2 separate regions of the Homo sapiens genome follow, and region 2 is linked to region 1. A link is an interaction called in ENCODE POLR2A ChIA-PET data of the cell type or tissue named here. Cell type or tissue: MCF 10A. All regions are shown on one strand. Region 1 overlaps OTUD7A (OTU deubiquitinase 7A). Region 2 overlaps OTUD7A (OTU deubiquitinase 7A).

The links. Peaks named below come from ENCODE experiments on the same cell type or tissue, not always from the same donor. Only the 100,000 strongest peaks of a DNase experiment are listed, where the experiment ranks them.
Region 2: POLR2A ChIA-PET joins it to region 1 with 9 read pairs; 1 of 35 experiments calls an interaction of 5 or more read pairs at or near these places.

The regions. Positions count from the first base shown.
Region 1 is chr15:31,602,657-31,610,656 of GRCh38, reverse strand. The region is part of intron 3 of OTUD7A (OTU deubiquitinase 7A); the gene reads left to right. Among named protein-coding and RNA genes, the nearest start is that of OTUD7A, 260 kb to the left of the region's middle. RefSeq lists enhancers at 620-1,174, 1,175-1,730, 4,732-5,482. In MCF 10A, no CTCF peak of the experiment used is centred here; DNase peaks (open chromatin) are centred at 1,206, 2,796 and 4,346.
Region 2 is chr15:31,797,049-31,805,048 of GRCh38, reverse strand. All of the region lies in intron 1 of OTUD7A (OTU deubiquitinase 7A), which reads left to right. Among named protein-coding and RNA genes, the nearest start is that of OTUD7A, 70 kb to the left of the region's middle. RefSeq lists an enhancer at 5,746-6,245. In MCF 10A, no CTCF peak of the experiment used is centred here; DNase peaks (open chromatin) are centred at 3,688, 4,928 and 5,288.

The sequences.
Region 1 (8,000 bases):
GAGTGAGACTCCGTCTCAAAAAAAAAAAAAAAAAAAAAATATATATATATATATATATATATAATTTCATTTTTCTTAAATTTATTGAGGCTTGTTTTGTGGCCTATCATATGGTCTATCTTGGAGAAAGTCCCATGTGCTGTTGAATAGAATGTGTATTCTACAGTTCTTGGATGAAATGTTCTGTATATATCTGTTAAGTCCATTTGTTCTAAGGTATAGTTTAAATCCATTGTTTCTTTGTTGACTTTTCTGTCTTGATGACCTGTCTAGCGCTGTCAGTGGAGTATTAAAGTTCCCCACTCTTATTGTGTTGCCATCTATCTCATTTCTTAGATCTATTAGTACCTGTTGTATAGATTTGGGAGCTCCGGTGTTAGGTGCATATATGGTTAGGATTGTGATGTTTTCCAGGACAAGGCTTTTTAGCATTATATAATACCCCTCCTCCATGTCTCTTTTAACTGCTGTTGCTTTAAAGTTTGTTTTGTCTGATATAAGAACAGCTACTTCTGCTTTTGTTTTATCACATTAGCAGAGCTGATTTTCTGGTTCCTTCTCATTTGGTAGGCTCTGTCAGAGGGAAGGTCTAGAGCTGAAGGCTGTTCAGATTCTTTTGTCCCACAGGGTGTTCCCTTGATGTAGTATTCTCCCCCTTTCCTGTGAGCTGAGCTGCAGTGATTGCTATCTCTCTTCTGGGTCTAGCCATCCAGCAAGTCTGCCCGGCTCTGGGCTGGTACTGGGGGTTGTCTGCACAAAGTCCTGTGATGTGAAGCATCTATGGGTCTCTCAGCGATGGATGCCAGCACCTGTTCCAGTGGAGGTGGCAGGGGGGTGAAATGGACTCTGTGAGCGTTCTTAGCTTTGGTGGTTTAATGTTCTGTTTTTGTGCCGGTTGGCCTCCTGACGGGAGGTAGCGCTTTCGAGAGAGCATCAGCTGTGCTAGTATGGAGAGGGACCAGCAGTGGGTGGGACCCTAGAACTCCCAAGAGTATATGCCCTTTGTCCTCAGCTACCAGAGGAGGTAGGGAAGGACCATCAATGGGGGGCAGGGCTAGGCGTGTCTGAGCTCAGACTCTCCGTTGGGTCTTGCTGTGCTGCGGCTGCTGTAGGGAATGGGGGTGAGGTTCCCAGGTCAATGGAGTTGTGTTCCTGGGAGGATTATGGCTGCCTCTGCTGAGTCATGCAGGCTGTCAGGGAAGTGGGGCAATTCGGTAGTCACAGGCCTCACCCAGCTCCCACACAATCTGAAGGGCCAGTCTCACTTCCACCGTGTGCCTGCTAACGGCACCAAGTTTGTTTCCTGGCAGTGGGCAAGCAAAGCTGAGAACTTACCCCAGGCTATCCACCTCCCAGATGCAAAAGAAAAGGGCTTTAGTTCCTCCCCATCCTGTGGAGGCTACACGTCAGATTCGCGCCTTCCCCTGAGTTCTGGCCAGGAGGCTCTTGCCCAGTTCAAATTGTTAAAAAGTTCAGCTTGAGACTTCCTTTTCCTTTGCCTCTGACTGCCCCCCGATCCCTGTGGTGACAGGCAAGAATGGCCTGCTTGGGGACCCAGTGAGCTCCCAGGGCCTTTCCCGCTGCCTCCTCTACCCCTGTATTTCGCTCAGCTCTCTAAATTGACTCTGCTCCAGGTAAGGTCAGAAACTTCTCCCACAAACTAGACCTTCAGTTTCCCCAGTGAGAGTGTGTGTTTGGGGGCAGAGGATTTCCCTTTCCTGCTTCTGCAGTTTGGGCACTCCCAGTATTTGGGGCATCTACCAGGTCCTGCAGGAGCAGTCTGCTTCTTTCAGAGGGTCTATAGATTCCTGGTTTATTCCTGCAGTCATTCTGGATCTAAAATTCATGATGCGAGCCTCCGCACGCTGCTCTGTTCTTCCAAGTTGGAGCTACAGTCTAGTCCTGCCTCATGTCCACCATTATCTTTTAAAATATTGCTTCTATCCCATCCTGTATATTCTTCCTTTCTGGAACTCAGCTACAGCTGGTCACTGACTTATGATAGTTCAACTTACGATTTTTCAACTTTATAATAGGCACTTACAGTATTTTTGATTTAGGATGGGTTTGTTGGGACATAACTCCATGGCAAGTTGAGGAGCTTCTGTGCACATGTGTCAAAAAGCCCCTTTCCCATGCTTATGTGTATGGTCTTGTGCTTTTAGCTCTCATTCCACACCTCCACCTCCCACTGTGTGTCTGTGTGTCTGCATGTCTGTAAGTCTGCTTCAAACAATATTTTCTTCTGAACTTATCTTTCACTTTATTTATTCTCTTTTCTTGATTGCCCAGTCAGCTCTTAACCATATGCACCGAGTTCTTATTTTTAGTTCATCTATTTTTCAGTTCTAGACTGGACTTATTTTTATGTTTCTCAATTCAATTCCCTGCCAAAATTCTTTTTTTTTCTTCTTTGAGATGGAGTCTCAGTCTCCAGGCTGGAGTGCAGTGCCACAATCTCAGCTCACTGCAACCTCCGTCTCCCGGGTTCAAGCGATTCTCCTGCCTCAGCCTCCCAAGTAGCTGGGACTACAGGCATGTGCCACCATGCGCAGCTAATTTTTGTATTTTTAGTAGAGACGGGGTTTCACCATGTTGGCCAGGATGGTCTCGATCTCCTGACCTCATGATCCGCCTGCCTCAGCCTCCCAAGGTGCTGGGATTACAGGCATGAGCCACTGCACCCAGCCCAAAATTCTTTAACATCTACCATATTAAATATAATTATTTTAGACTACAGTCATGCATCACTTAATGATGAGATACATTCTAAGAAATGCATTGTTAGGCAACTTCCCCATTGTGCAAACATCACAGAGTTCATTTACACAAACCTAGATGGTGCAGCCTACTACACACCTAGGCTATATGGTATAGCCTACTGTTCCTAGGCTACAAACCTGTACAGCATGTTACTGCACTCAGTACCGTAGGTAATTGTAACACAATACTAAGTATTTGTGCATGTAATCCTATATAAATATAGAAAAGGTAATACATTGCACTAGAACATTATGTCACCTTCAACATCACTAGGCAATAGGAATTTTTCAGCTCCATTTTAATCTTAAGGGACCACTGGTAATTTTAATTGGGTCTTGGATATTATATATTAAGATTTTGAGATATAATTTTAGGCTATGGGTGATTTTATTTTTTTTCCTGAGAAAGTGAAGTTTGCTTATTTTAGGCAACTGGGGTGAGGACATTAGTAATCCAAGGCCACTTTAAGCCAATCAGGTATTTAAGTAATTTGAAGCTGGCCTTGATTCCCTACTATGGCTAGTTTGTTTTTAGTTTACTCTCACTCTTGGGGTATAGCCCTTCAAGTTCCCAGCCAAAAGCCTGGGGTGTTGGCCAAGGTTTGTTCTTCATTGAGGGCCCTGAGTACTAGTTTCTATCTGCCCAGATCCATAAGACTTGTTAAAAGCTCTCTTCAGCTCCTCAGCCTCTCAGCCACTGCTTTTGTCACTGGCAATATTCCCAATGGGGAAAGTAACTCCAAATGCTAGTTTATCTCTCTTGTCTCTAATCCTCTCCTAGTTCTCAGCTTAACATTCCTCACTGCCTTTATACTCTCTGATGTCATCAAACAGATCTCTTTCTTATATTTTGCCATGTTTCCTAGTTATTCCAGTGTCAGTATTGTTGTAAAACAACCTACTCCACCATTTCCAGAAGCGAAACTCCCCAGGGCAGTTTGAATTTGTTTACTGTGCTATCACTGATAAACACTTACTTCATTGCTGGAATAAGCGGACAGTAGTAGTTTTGTGTATGAAAATTTTTATGAAAGAATTCTAAACTGATTTATATGATATATAATGTCAGCATTATATAACTAATCTTGAAATAAAATGTTATTACTTAACTCACACATGAAAAAAAGTGTTTGTAAATATTACCCATTTAATGCCTAGAGGGTATCTGGTTTTGCCAATTGAATAAAGGGCTGCTGACTTCCAAAACAGAAGTCGTGCGTTAGACAGTTAATGTGACAGATGTTGACATCAGCTTTGTAGTGTTACAGTTTACACAGATGAATTTGGTGCAGGATGTGTAATTCCATTACTGTCTGACTTAGTACATATTTGCAGTATAGGGATTTTTTTCAACGTCATGAACACAGATGATCTGCTATTGTTTACATTTTACTAGTCATACTAAAAAATCCAGTTAACTTTGTTATTCATCCATTTCTGACTAATTTATTTTAAACAACTCCAAAAGCCACCAATACTAAGAAGTGACTCCCATGTTGGGAATGTAACATTTTTCAAGCTACTAACTCTGTGCACGGTCACGTGTGTGTTCATAACGGAGGCCTCTGAAACCTACCTCAGTTCTGCACCACTTCGTCTCTCCCTCCCCTGAGGCTAAAGCATACCTGCCAGAGCTTTGCACATGAAGATGGTAAAATAGTTAAACAAAGTTTCACAACAACCCTGCATATCTAGCAAGAGTTGTTTATGTGAAATATAGGTTATTCTGCATTTACACTGAGCTAAAAATTGCAAGCAAAGAGCAACTATGATGGGGATGTGAGGCCACATGCAGATCACTGGATCCAAACCAGAGACATTGGTTGAAGGTCATCTAGCTGTTTAATTTTGGTTGTGGTAAATTAGGTTTGTTTTTAATAATGTTCTTCTAAAATGGAAACTGGACTCCAAGAGTATACAGAAAGGCCTGTTGATGTTGGCATTTGTGGTTTCCCCACAGGCTCCAGCAGAAATGGTTCACTGGTTAGAATGGGAGCTCTGTCCTTTGTCACTCCCTGTCCACGGGCACAGTGGCACAGTCTCCCCGGTGGCTGGAGAGAGGGCGTGGAAAGAGCAGAGTCTGCTCAGGAGTAGAGAGGCCAGCTTTTGCATGCAGCACTGTAGCGATGTCACAGGAATGCAGTCACTGGAGTTGCTTACGTAACCAACAGTCTGTGTGGCCTGAGGCATAGATTAAGCCATTTAAGAAAATGAGTCTGAAAAAATAACTGATTGTTCTCTGCTTTAATCGATTTGTTCCATGATTGCAGGCTACATTGGAAAGTGAGCACGGAGGCGCCCCCTAATGGCTTTGCCCAATAGGAAGCCCCTCACAGCCAGGGAAGTTTCCATGCTGTTAGTTGGAGCCACTCCTTGCCCTACCCAGTTAGGATGCAGGCCCAGAGGCCACCAAGGAGAATCAGCCGTCCACCCACCCCAGAGGGCCCAGGGTGATGTTTCAGAGGAGAGAACTCAGGTGCCAAATGCCTGTGGTCCCATGTGACCAGATGCGTGGCCACTGTCCCCAGCACACCCCTGTGTGTCCAGAGTGGCCCCCACATTCCTTTGATGCAGGGTCCTTGATGTCTGTGGCTGCGATAGAGGGAGCCAGAATGATGGAGAGCCTCAGGCTGTGCACACATAACCCAACACACACCTGCCACACACATGCCACATAACATATTTACCACCCATTCCCCCTGCACACCCACACGCACCGATTCTACACAGCACAGAGAGAGTAAGTTCTAACTCCCACCCAAAATGCAAATTATCTCATCAAAAGCAAACTAAAATCAAATACAAAAGCAAAGAAACAAACAGCTGTGGAAGGCCCTACTTTCTCCTGGCCTGGCCATGCGTCCTAGCCACACTGCACCCAGAGCAGAGCCTTTGTTCCGCCCTGTGCCTCCCGGGCTGCTCTGCTCGTCGTGCCTCTTGCTTGTAGAAGCTTCTGGCTCCCTGGTGGCTCAGTTAGACCCGGAGTCTCATGCAGGACCTCCTTTCCAGTCCAATAGCCAGTCTGGACTCCAGGGCACAGAGGTGAGGGGCACAGCTTTGCCACAAGCCCTGAGCACACTTGCCCATCTTGTTGAGCTTCTCACCCCACCCTGCCCTGGAAGTCCTCCCCTGGGCTCCTGAGTGGGAGCCACAGGTTGTCCTCTGACCCACTTCTCTGGCCACATGCATGAGCCAGTTACTAACTTAATGCACTTTATGTAAAGGCACTGCTCTAGCAGCTATTTGCAAGTATTTTTGTGAAGCAGCTGAATATAGTTTTCTTTCTTTTTTTGTTATACTTTAAGCTCTGGGGTACATGTGCAGAATGTGCAGAATGTGCAGTTGTGTTACACAGGTATACACGTGCCATGGTGGTTTGCTGCACCCATCAACCCGTCATCTACATTAGGTATTTCTCCTAATGCTATCCCTCCCTTGGCCCCCCACCCCTCAACAGGCCCCGATGTGTGATGTTCCCCTCTGTGTGTCCATGTGTTCTCATTGTTCAACTCCCACTTATGAGTGAGAAAATGCGGTGTTTGGTTTTCTGTTCTTGTGTTAGTTTGCTGATAATGATGGTTTCCGGCTTCATCCATGTCCCTGCAAAGGACATGAACTCATCCTTTTGTATGGCTGCATAGTATTCCATGATGTATATGTGCCACATTTTCTTTATCCAGTCTATCATTGGTGGACATTTGGGCTGGTTCCAAGTCTTTGCTATTGTGAATAGTGCCACAATAAACATATGTGTCCATGTGTCTTTATAGTAGAATGATTTATAATCCTTTGGGTATATACCCAGTAATGGGATTGCTGGGTCAAATGGTATTTCTAGTTATAGATCCTTGAGGAATCGCCACACTGTCTTCCACAATGGTTGAACTAATTTACACTCCCACCAACAGTGTAAAAGTATTCCTGTTTCTCCACATCCTCTCCAGCATCTGTTGTTTCCTGATTTTTTAATGATCGCCATTCTAACTGGTGTGAGATGGTATCTCATTGTGGTTTTGATTTGCATTTCTCTAATGAGCAGTGATGATGAGCTTTTTTTCATATGTCTGTTGGCCACATAAATGTCTTCTTTTGAGAAGTGTCTGTTCATATAATTTGCCCACTTTTTGGTGGGGTTGTTTGTTTTTTCTTGTAAATTTGTATAAGTTCTTTGTAGATTCTAGATATTAGCCCATTGTTAGATGGAAAGATTACAAAAATGTTCTCCCATTCTGTAGGTTGCCTGTTCACTCTAATGATAGTTTCTTTTGCTGTGCAGAAGCTGTTTAGTTTAATTAGATCCCATTTGTCAATTTTGGCTTTTGTTGCCATTACTTTTGGTGTTTTAGACCTGAAGTCTTTGCCCGTGCCTATGTCCTGAATGGTATTCCCTAGGTTTTCTTCTAGGATTTTTATGGTTTTAGGTCTTACGTTTAAGTCTTTAATTCATCTTGAGTTAATTTTTGTGTAAGGTGTAAGGAAGGGGTCCAGTTTCAGTTTTCTGCATATGGCTAGCCAGTTTTCCCAACACTATTTATTAAATAGGGAATCCTTTCCCCATTGCTTGTTTATGTCTGGTTTGTCAAAGATCAGATGGTTGTAGAAGTGTGGTGTTAACTTCTGAGGTTTCTGTTCTCTTCCATTGGTCTATATATCTGTTTTGGTACCAGTGCCATGCTGTTTTGGTTATTGTAGCCTTGTAGTACAGTTTGAAGTCAGGTAGCGTGATGCCCCCAGCTTTGTTCTTTTTGTTTAGGATTGTCTTGGCTATGTGGGCTCTTTTTTGGTTCCATATGAAGTTTAAAGTAGTTTTTTCCAATTCTGTGAAGAAAGTCAGTGGTAGCTTGATAGGGATAGCATTGAATCTATAAATTACTTTGGGCAGTATGGCCATTTTCATGATATTGTTTCTTCCTATCCATGAGCATGGAATGTTTTTCCATTTATTTGTGTCCTCTCTTATTACCTTGAGCAGTGGTTTGTACTTCTCCTTGAAGAGGTCCTTCACATCCCTTGTAAGTTGTGTTACTAGATATTTTATTCCCTTAGTAGCAATTGTGAATGGGAGTTCACTCATGATTTGGCTATTATTGGTGTATAGGAATGCTTGTGATTTTTGCACATTGATTTTGTATCCCGAGATTTCGCTGAAGTTACTTATCAGCTTAAGGAGATTTAGGGCTGAAATGGTGGGGTTTTCTAAATATACAATCATGTTATCTACAAACAGAGACAATTTGA
Region 2 (8,000 bases), 190 kb before region 1:
AAGATGCCTGGCCAGCCGAGGAGCTTCTGCACACAGCTGCTTTCTGATGCCTGTCTTCTTCCTTGCCTTTCAACACGGTGCCTGGGACAATTATGATGTTATTATGTGCTGTACCCATTATTTCTTTAGCAATTGCTTCTGCACATGTTGTGAACAGTTCTCCTAGAGCTTAACAGAAATAGCTCAGTGGCACTTAAACCAAAGTGGTCTATATAAACACAGGATTTAGCTTTGTGCCAGGTGGGTTGGTTTGAAACTTATCACTTGTCATGGGTGCATCAGCAGGTGATTTCCAGCCCAGGTGAGATGATGTTTATGGAACCCCCATGATGACAGCTCCTCTGGGGAAGGAGAGTTTCTTCGGTTCCATCTAGCATGGCTGGGATTGGCCATCCCTGCCCCACCCCTCCCCAGCACAAGAGAGGTGTCGGTTTCTGAAGTCTGCCATCATTCACTGCACCAGCCTTCAGACTTGTGAAGTCGAGGGGCAGTAGGAGAATGAGGCAGAAATTCTCAGACCCCTCACAGCACTACATCCTGAGGTCTCCATGGAGGAGAAAGGGGAGGAGGGGGCTTAGTCCCTCGGGAGGGGTTGGTCCAGAAAGGAGGAGGGAGCCAGCCCTGAACTTCAGGGAGAGGTTCCTGGGTCCCTTTAAGGACATTCTAATTCAGGGAGTTGGGGGACCCGGGTGTTTCCAATGAACCATAAAAGTAGGCACTCCATCAGAGCTGTGGTTTTAAGGTTGCGTCCAAGAAGCTTTCCTGGACATACGTTGGTAGCAATGCCAGGGGGAGCTGCCTCTTCCTATTGTCCCACACATTTTCTCTTCAAGGTATTTTATATCTTGAAATTATGTTTGTGCAATTTCAGTTGAAGAAAGGGTCTGTTCCTTGAAGGTTTGGAAGCCATCCTGAAGAGTTAGGGGTGAATAGTAGGTAAAGGCTGAGGACTGTGTAATGATTAAATTGATTAACTTCAAGCAAGACCAAATATGTTTTGTTTCATCCCCCCTGTCATCCTCTGCTCCCCTGGAGTTAGGGAGGCATCTGATGTACCCACCAATAAGGGGATTAAGCTTGTCATCTGGTATCATCACCTTGATCTGAAACCATGGGGAAGGAAGCTTTGGGCTTTTTAGCAGATGTGCTCAGCTGGGATGAGAACTTATTGTGAATTCCATCTTGCATCCTGAAAGATGCACTTGTGGGTGGGGCCTCCACTGGCTTTTCACCTTGTCCCCTACCCCACCAGGGCTGTTTGTTTGCTCTGGAGGTCACTGCATTAAAGCGTTGCTCTCAGATGGTCACAGTGGAAGGCACTTATGTGACTCACTGCAGCGATGGAAACTTTCTGAGAACAGGGTGACACACCTCAGCCAGCCAGTCTTCCGAGTCATAATGAAAAGACTGTGACTTTAGCTGTGGGACTCAGCAGCACTTATGGAAAAGAAGTGGAGTCTCTGCTCCCTGTGGAGCTCCTGCTAGCTGAGGCCTTGAAAAGGGTGCTTCCCCCAGTGTTCTCAGCAAGACAAGGGCAGAGGCACCCCTGAGCCTTCCTGGACAGCTTGGTCACTGTGCACAGAGTGGTGTGTTGGTGGTGTATATGCTGGAGAATCAGAGCCATCAGTGTCTTGGGGACAATAAGAAGCAAGCTTAAAATATACAATCTTTAAGGAATGTTTTGTGAATAGGTAAGAAATGAAGGGAAAGATGATATTTTAGCAAATAACTTTTTTTTAAGGTTGTTGAAGTGATATAGATTGATACGGCAAGATGTTTTTATTCTAGTGCCCTGGGCAGCAGGCAATGTGTCCTGGAAATGTGAAAATGCTGTTCCTAGTCTGGAGTTTGCTGCTGAATGACCTGGTGACCTGGGCCACTCTGAGCTTCTGTCCCCTTCTCTGGGGCATGATTATTGGTTATGTGGATTTAGTGGTTTTCAACTGTGTTATTTTCATTTGTCTGGGAATGCTCTGCTCAAGTGAAGTCTTACCCACAAAAGTCGACAGACAGACCTGCCCCTTGATCCTTCTCTCCCTCAGCCAAAAGGTCACTTAGAGGCGCCTAGAGGCCTGGGAGAACCTCCTGACTGGGTGAATTCAGAGATTCCTCTCCTTCCACGTCACTGTGGAGCCTGACAAACCTCAGCAGTGTTTGCACCAACACTCAATTGGGGTTCAATTCAGGCCTGAAGAATTTGACCTGAAGTAGTCCTTGTAGTATTTTTATATCAAAGAGATGGTAATTGCCTTTCAAAGACTGAGTAAAAAAAGGAAGTGACTATGACTTTATTTAATTATTTTCTATAAAATAAGCCGGTCTATTAAAAAAGATGTGAGATGTTAAATGTACCTCAAAGCGTTCTTAATCCCACATCTCAAATGTGCTATTGCAGCACTGAATTTTAATAACATCAAATTGACTCCATAAGTAGTTACTTATAATCTGGATATCAGCATATAATGAAGTGTAATGTGAGAGTGAATATTATTATACTTTATGTGGTGGTTAATACTGAGTGTCAACTTGATTGGATTGAAGGATGCAAAGTGTTGATCGTTGGTGTGTCTGTGAGGGTGTTGCCAAAGGAGATTAACATTTGAGTCAGTGGGCTGGGAAAGGCAGACCTACCCTTAATCTGGGTGGGCACAATCTAATCAGCTGCCAGTGTGGCTAGAATATAAGCAGGCAGAAAAACGTGAAAAGGAGAGACTGGCCTAGCCTCCCAGCCTACATCTTTCTCCCATGCTGGATGCTTCCTGCCCTCGACCACTGGACTCCCAAGTTCTTCAGTTTTGGGACTCAGAATGGCTCTCCTTGCCCCACAGCCTGCAGACGGCCTATTGTGGGACCTTGTGATCATGTGAGCTAATATTTAATAAACTCCCCTTTACATATATATATATACACACACACACACACACACACACACACACACACACACATATATACACACACATATATATTCCATTAGTTCTGTCCCTTTAGAGAACCCTAACTAATACACCTTATTTTTTTGTGATTTCATGTAAAACCCATAACAAAATGGGAGGTAACTGCACTCCTGGTACATGGAGCTTGCAGGATACTAAAGTAGTGTCACTTGAGTGTAATGTGTAGATGCGTACACCATGTGTGTCAATTATGCTGTGTGAATGATGGTTCTTTGGATCAGTCTATATAAAAATATATAAATAAAAAACATAATTTTACATTTATTTATCATGACAGTATTTTAATTTTATTTATTTATGTAAAAAATCAGTCACATATCATAGGTTTAGGATTTAAAGCCATCCTGATTTCTCTTGGCTGTTAGTGGTGGATTGAAAATAATTTAATAGTAAACCTCATATTTCTTGCATACACACATACACACAGCACAATGTAGAAATGTAGCAGAAATAAGCTACTTTAGCACCCACAAAGTAGATGATGTTTCTTTTCATTTTTGTTTTGTTAATCGATACTTTAAAATGTTATTATTGCACCAAAAATGCAATTTTATGCATTTTGAGAAAATGCCTCTGTATCTGAGGTGATGTGCCCGCTGCTGGCCTAGATAGTGGCAGCTCAGAACCAGCCCAGAGTTTGCCCAGAGCCTCTGCAAACCAGAGCCTCTGCAAACCAGAAGGGCTGGGTTCTGGCAAATTGTTTTCTGAGGCAGTCAGAGCCCTGGCCACCTGCCATCAGGCTGGGAGAGTTGAGTTAGTGCAGTTCCTGGTGTTCCGCTAGACCCCAGGCCAGGCCATCTCCTGTGAGAGTAGTACACCTATCTCTGCCCTTGCACCTGGCCTCCCAGTTGCCTGGGGTTCGAGGCCGACTCAGCAATGCCCGCTGGCCCTGGCACACACCATCCTGCCTGTGTTGAGTGTGTTGAATGTGCTAGTGATTGTTCATTAGGAGGACTAGTTGCAGTGTGGAGTTTCTGGGAATATCTACTTTCCAGAATGATCTGTGGAAACCTGATTCTGCTTTTTTTTTTTTTTTTTTTTGAGGCTGCTGGATAATGCTCTACATTAAGCTGCGTGTGTATTTTCTGTAGGTTGTTGTTTCCTGCTTTGTTTGTTTGTTTCTGGCACAGCATGCAGAGACCCTGAGAGCATGCCTCTGAGACCCATGGAGGGATGCCCATGTGCACAGCAGGGGCTGCAGGAAATCCACAGCAAAGGGGGACCTGTTTGTAGACGCTGCCATGGCTGCTGTCAGCAAGAATCAGCAAAGCACACAGCCATCCACCTATGAGGGGTCTTAGAATAAATAAGAAAAAAACAAAAAAACGCTGGGGCTGCTTCTCCTCCACTGTGAACTAGGTGCAGTATCACCTTCCCTGCGTCTCCTTCTGCTCATTCTGGTGGTGAGAAGCTCTGTAACCCAGAGGGGCCTAAGAATGGGAGGCTGGATGAGACCCGGACCTGGCTCTGTGCAGCAGAGCATGGGAACTTGGGGCCTCCAGGAGTGACCAGGGGACACCCACCACAGTAACCAGCCACAGAGGCCATTGGGTAGGTTGGCTCTCCTGTCCCTCCTGGCTGCATCCTGATGGCCCCACAGCATCCTGGGGAGTCCCGACCTTCAGGAACACACAATGAGCTTGAAGCTCAGTGTCCTCGATTGGCTGCTGGCAGAGTGCATGGGGGTGGTGAGACCATGGGCCACCAGGACCCTGGGCATAGGTGCCTGGCCTCTCCTTGGCTGGACCAAGGTGCACATATCTGGCTGACCCTCAGGTACAAGAGTACAGGCCTCCCGGGCTTTTTGCCTGGGAGCAGAAACATGCTGCGCGTCTAGGTGAGGCCAGCCTGGGCTCATTTCCAGGCTCTAAAGCTCCTACTTGGTGAGCTGACGTTCATGGGAGGACTTCTGTGTTCATATTCCAGGGTGAGTTTTCAGTGCACACTGAGTACCTTGTGTTATTAATAATCATCTGGCCACAAATGGGATGTGTGCTCCTAATATCACTGCCAGATTTCTGCCTGAGTCACAACCTTATGCCAGCCTTCTCACTTTCTGCGGTTTCTGGTGTAATAAACAACCTTCTTGTTTTTGCGTCTGAAGTGTGGTTTCAGTGATTAGAGCATAATGTGTGGTTCCCCCCATTCACCTGAAGAAAAGTTTGGGTTGCATGTGAAGAGATCTTTAACTCAGTGGTGCTTCCCCCGTATCTTCAGCCTTCTGTCCCACCACAGCCTGTGAACCTTGACTGAAGGGAAGCCCCATGTCCTGGGTCAAGCAGCAGCCAGGCATTGAGAGCAACTAGGTGTGAGCCAGAAAGATCTGGATTCCAGCCTGTCTTAGTAAGCTCAGGCTGCCATAACAAAGTACTACAGAGTGAGTGGTATATGCAAGAGGCATTTATTTCTCACAGTCAGTTCTGGAAGCTGGGAAGTCCAAGGTCAAGGTGCTGGTAGATTCCATGTCTGATGAGGGCCCTCTTCTTGACCTGCAGGTGGATGCCTTCTCCCTGTGTCCTCACATGGCCTTTCTCCTAAGCATGCACGTGGAGAGAGAGGGGACAGAATCTCTTCTTATAAGAGCACTAATCCTATCATGGGGGCCCCACCCTCATGACCTCATCTAAACAATTATCTTCCAAAAGCCCCACCTCCACATGCAGGCACATTGGAGGTTATGTCTTCAACACAGGGATATGGGGTGGACAGAAACATTCAGCCCCCAACATAGCCCCAGATCCACCACTTAGGAACTGTGTAATGGAGAGACTTGCTTCCCTCTCTGAAAGTGTTTTCTCATCTGCAAACTGAGAATGAAACTGTGTTATTCTGGGGCTACCGTCTGGATTAAGGAGACGCAGCCATCTCCATGGCCTGCAGGCCCGCACAGCCCACTGTTCATGTCCAGGTGCCCTCCTCTCCCGTGTCTTTGCTGGATTCACCCCAGCCACTCCAGCCTTCTCTCTGTTCAAGGATCCACCCCAGACTCACTCCTGGCTTAGAACATGTACACTTGCTATTTGCTCTGCTCAGAAATCTCTGTCTCCAGATAATTGTGTGGCTGCCTCTTGGTTGTGGGGCCCTCTCCACCCTGGCCCCTCCTTGAAGGCCTGTGACCCCTCTTCCAGTAGGCTGTGTCTCAGAGTTCTTTTTGAAAGTGGTGATCTTGAGAGGTGAGATTGCAGCTCCCTGCAAAAAGAGGAGAGATCTGCTTTCTGCCCACTAGCAAAGCAATGGGTTCCCTAGGCACAGAGCTCCTCAGCCATGACAGGAGCCCCCCCCCAAGCTGAGCCTCCCCCTGGCTTCCTTCTGGCCTCTGGGGCCGTGGGGGCTGGGAACCAGAACAACGTAGCTGATGCCCTGCTGTTTGCTCTGTTATAAGGGTCAGCTGTCCTGCTGGGGTCCAGTGAGCCTCATTGTTTACTTTTGGCACTTAAGGTGTTGGAGCAAGTTGACTCCTGGTTATCCTCAGTGAGGTTTTGGTTCTTCCCTGGCAGGTTGGTGCAGCATGCAGGGGAAATTCACTGTCAGGCCCATGCACTCCACTTCCCTCCTTGATGCTGCCTGGTCATCTTCAGAATACTCGTCAGTGCCAGAGCTGCCTTGTTCATTTTATGTGCTTTTGCCTTTATGCCTCTGTCCATGAGCATGGGCATCTGCTCTGACTTGTCCATGGCCACACCTGGACACCTGGACAGCAAGCATGAGGGGGCATCGGGAGCACACCACAAACACTTGAGTGAAAGATTGAACTGTATGCAGGACAGCAGGCAGCTCACGGGCACAGCATTTATCTCAGTAACTTTGGCTTCAAATGGGGCCACCCTCTCTCAGAATTTTGGGGAAGATCACATTTGTTATGGACTAAATTGGGACCCCCACCCCCCCACAAAATGCCTGTGTTGATGTCCTAACGTTACCCAATACCTTAGCATGTGACTTTATTTGGAGATATGGTCTTTAAAGAGGTAATCATGTTTAAATGAGGCCCTGTGGGTGAGCTCTAATCCTATATGACTGATGTCTTTATAAGAAGATATCAGTCACTGGGGATGTCCACACACAGAGCAATGCCCATGTGAAGACGCAGTGAAAAGGCGGGTGTCTCCCAACCAAGAAGAGAGGCCTCAGGAGAAATCAACCCTGCTGACACCCTGATCTTAAACTTCACACCTGCAGAACGGTGCAAAGTGAATGCCTGCTGTTTAAGCCCAGCTGTTTTTGGGCATTTTTTGTGGCAGCACTGGGACACTAATACAACGTTCCATAACTGATGTGCTGTGATACTTCCTCCCAGCACCGGAGAAGCAGCACACACAGGGACCACTCGTTGGGGCAGTGGCAATAGGAACACGTCTTTGCTTTTTGGAAGGGCACTTAAAATTCTGTAAGCATGCGTCCAGGCTTAGGATAGAGTTTGGGAGTGAAGGCGGGCGACTCCCTTTGGAGTACAAAGCATGCGATTTGCAGGTGTCACCTGAGGAATGGGGGCTGTTCCTTCAGGCAGCCTGCATGGTGGGGCCTGGGCCCTCAGTGAAGAAGGACAGGGCAAGGCCCTGGCCTCCTGGAGCTTGTCCTCTGGGGGAAAAGACAGGCTACAGGGAGAGGGTGCTGAGAGCAAAGCCAGAAACAGAGCAGCTGTGCTTAGACTCGGTATTAATGGAATAGGTACTCGTCGTTGAGAGGTGACCGCCAGTCTACATTCCCTTCACTGCCAATAAAAATTTGCTGCTTTATGGAACCTAAAGAAGGAAGGTCCCTATGAGTAGAGGGGTTTGTGTTCTGTTTTGTGACCAAGATACATAAAAAAAGATCACTCAGCCATCCTAAGCGAGAAAACACCTCCACCCGCCCAGCTTTTTGGGGAGGGTTGGCAGTTTAGAATCACGTCTCAGAGGCAGCGCGGGCTCCCATGCTCCTGAGTTCAAGGGGCATGACACCAGCGAGGTGCCATCATCCACTAGGGCAGCTCTGAATGAGGAGCTCCTGGAACATCTTAACTGATTTATTTTGCTTCCCCCCGCACCCCCATGCTTGTGCAAGTGC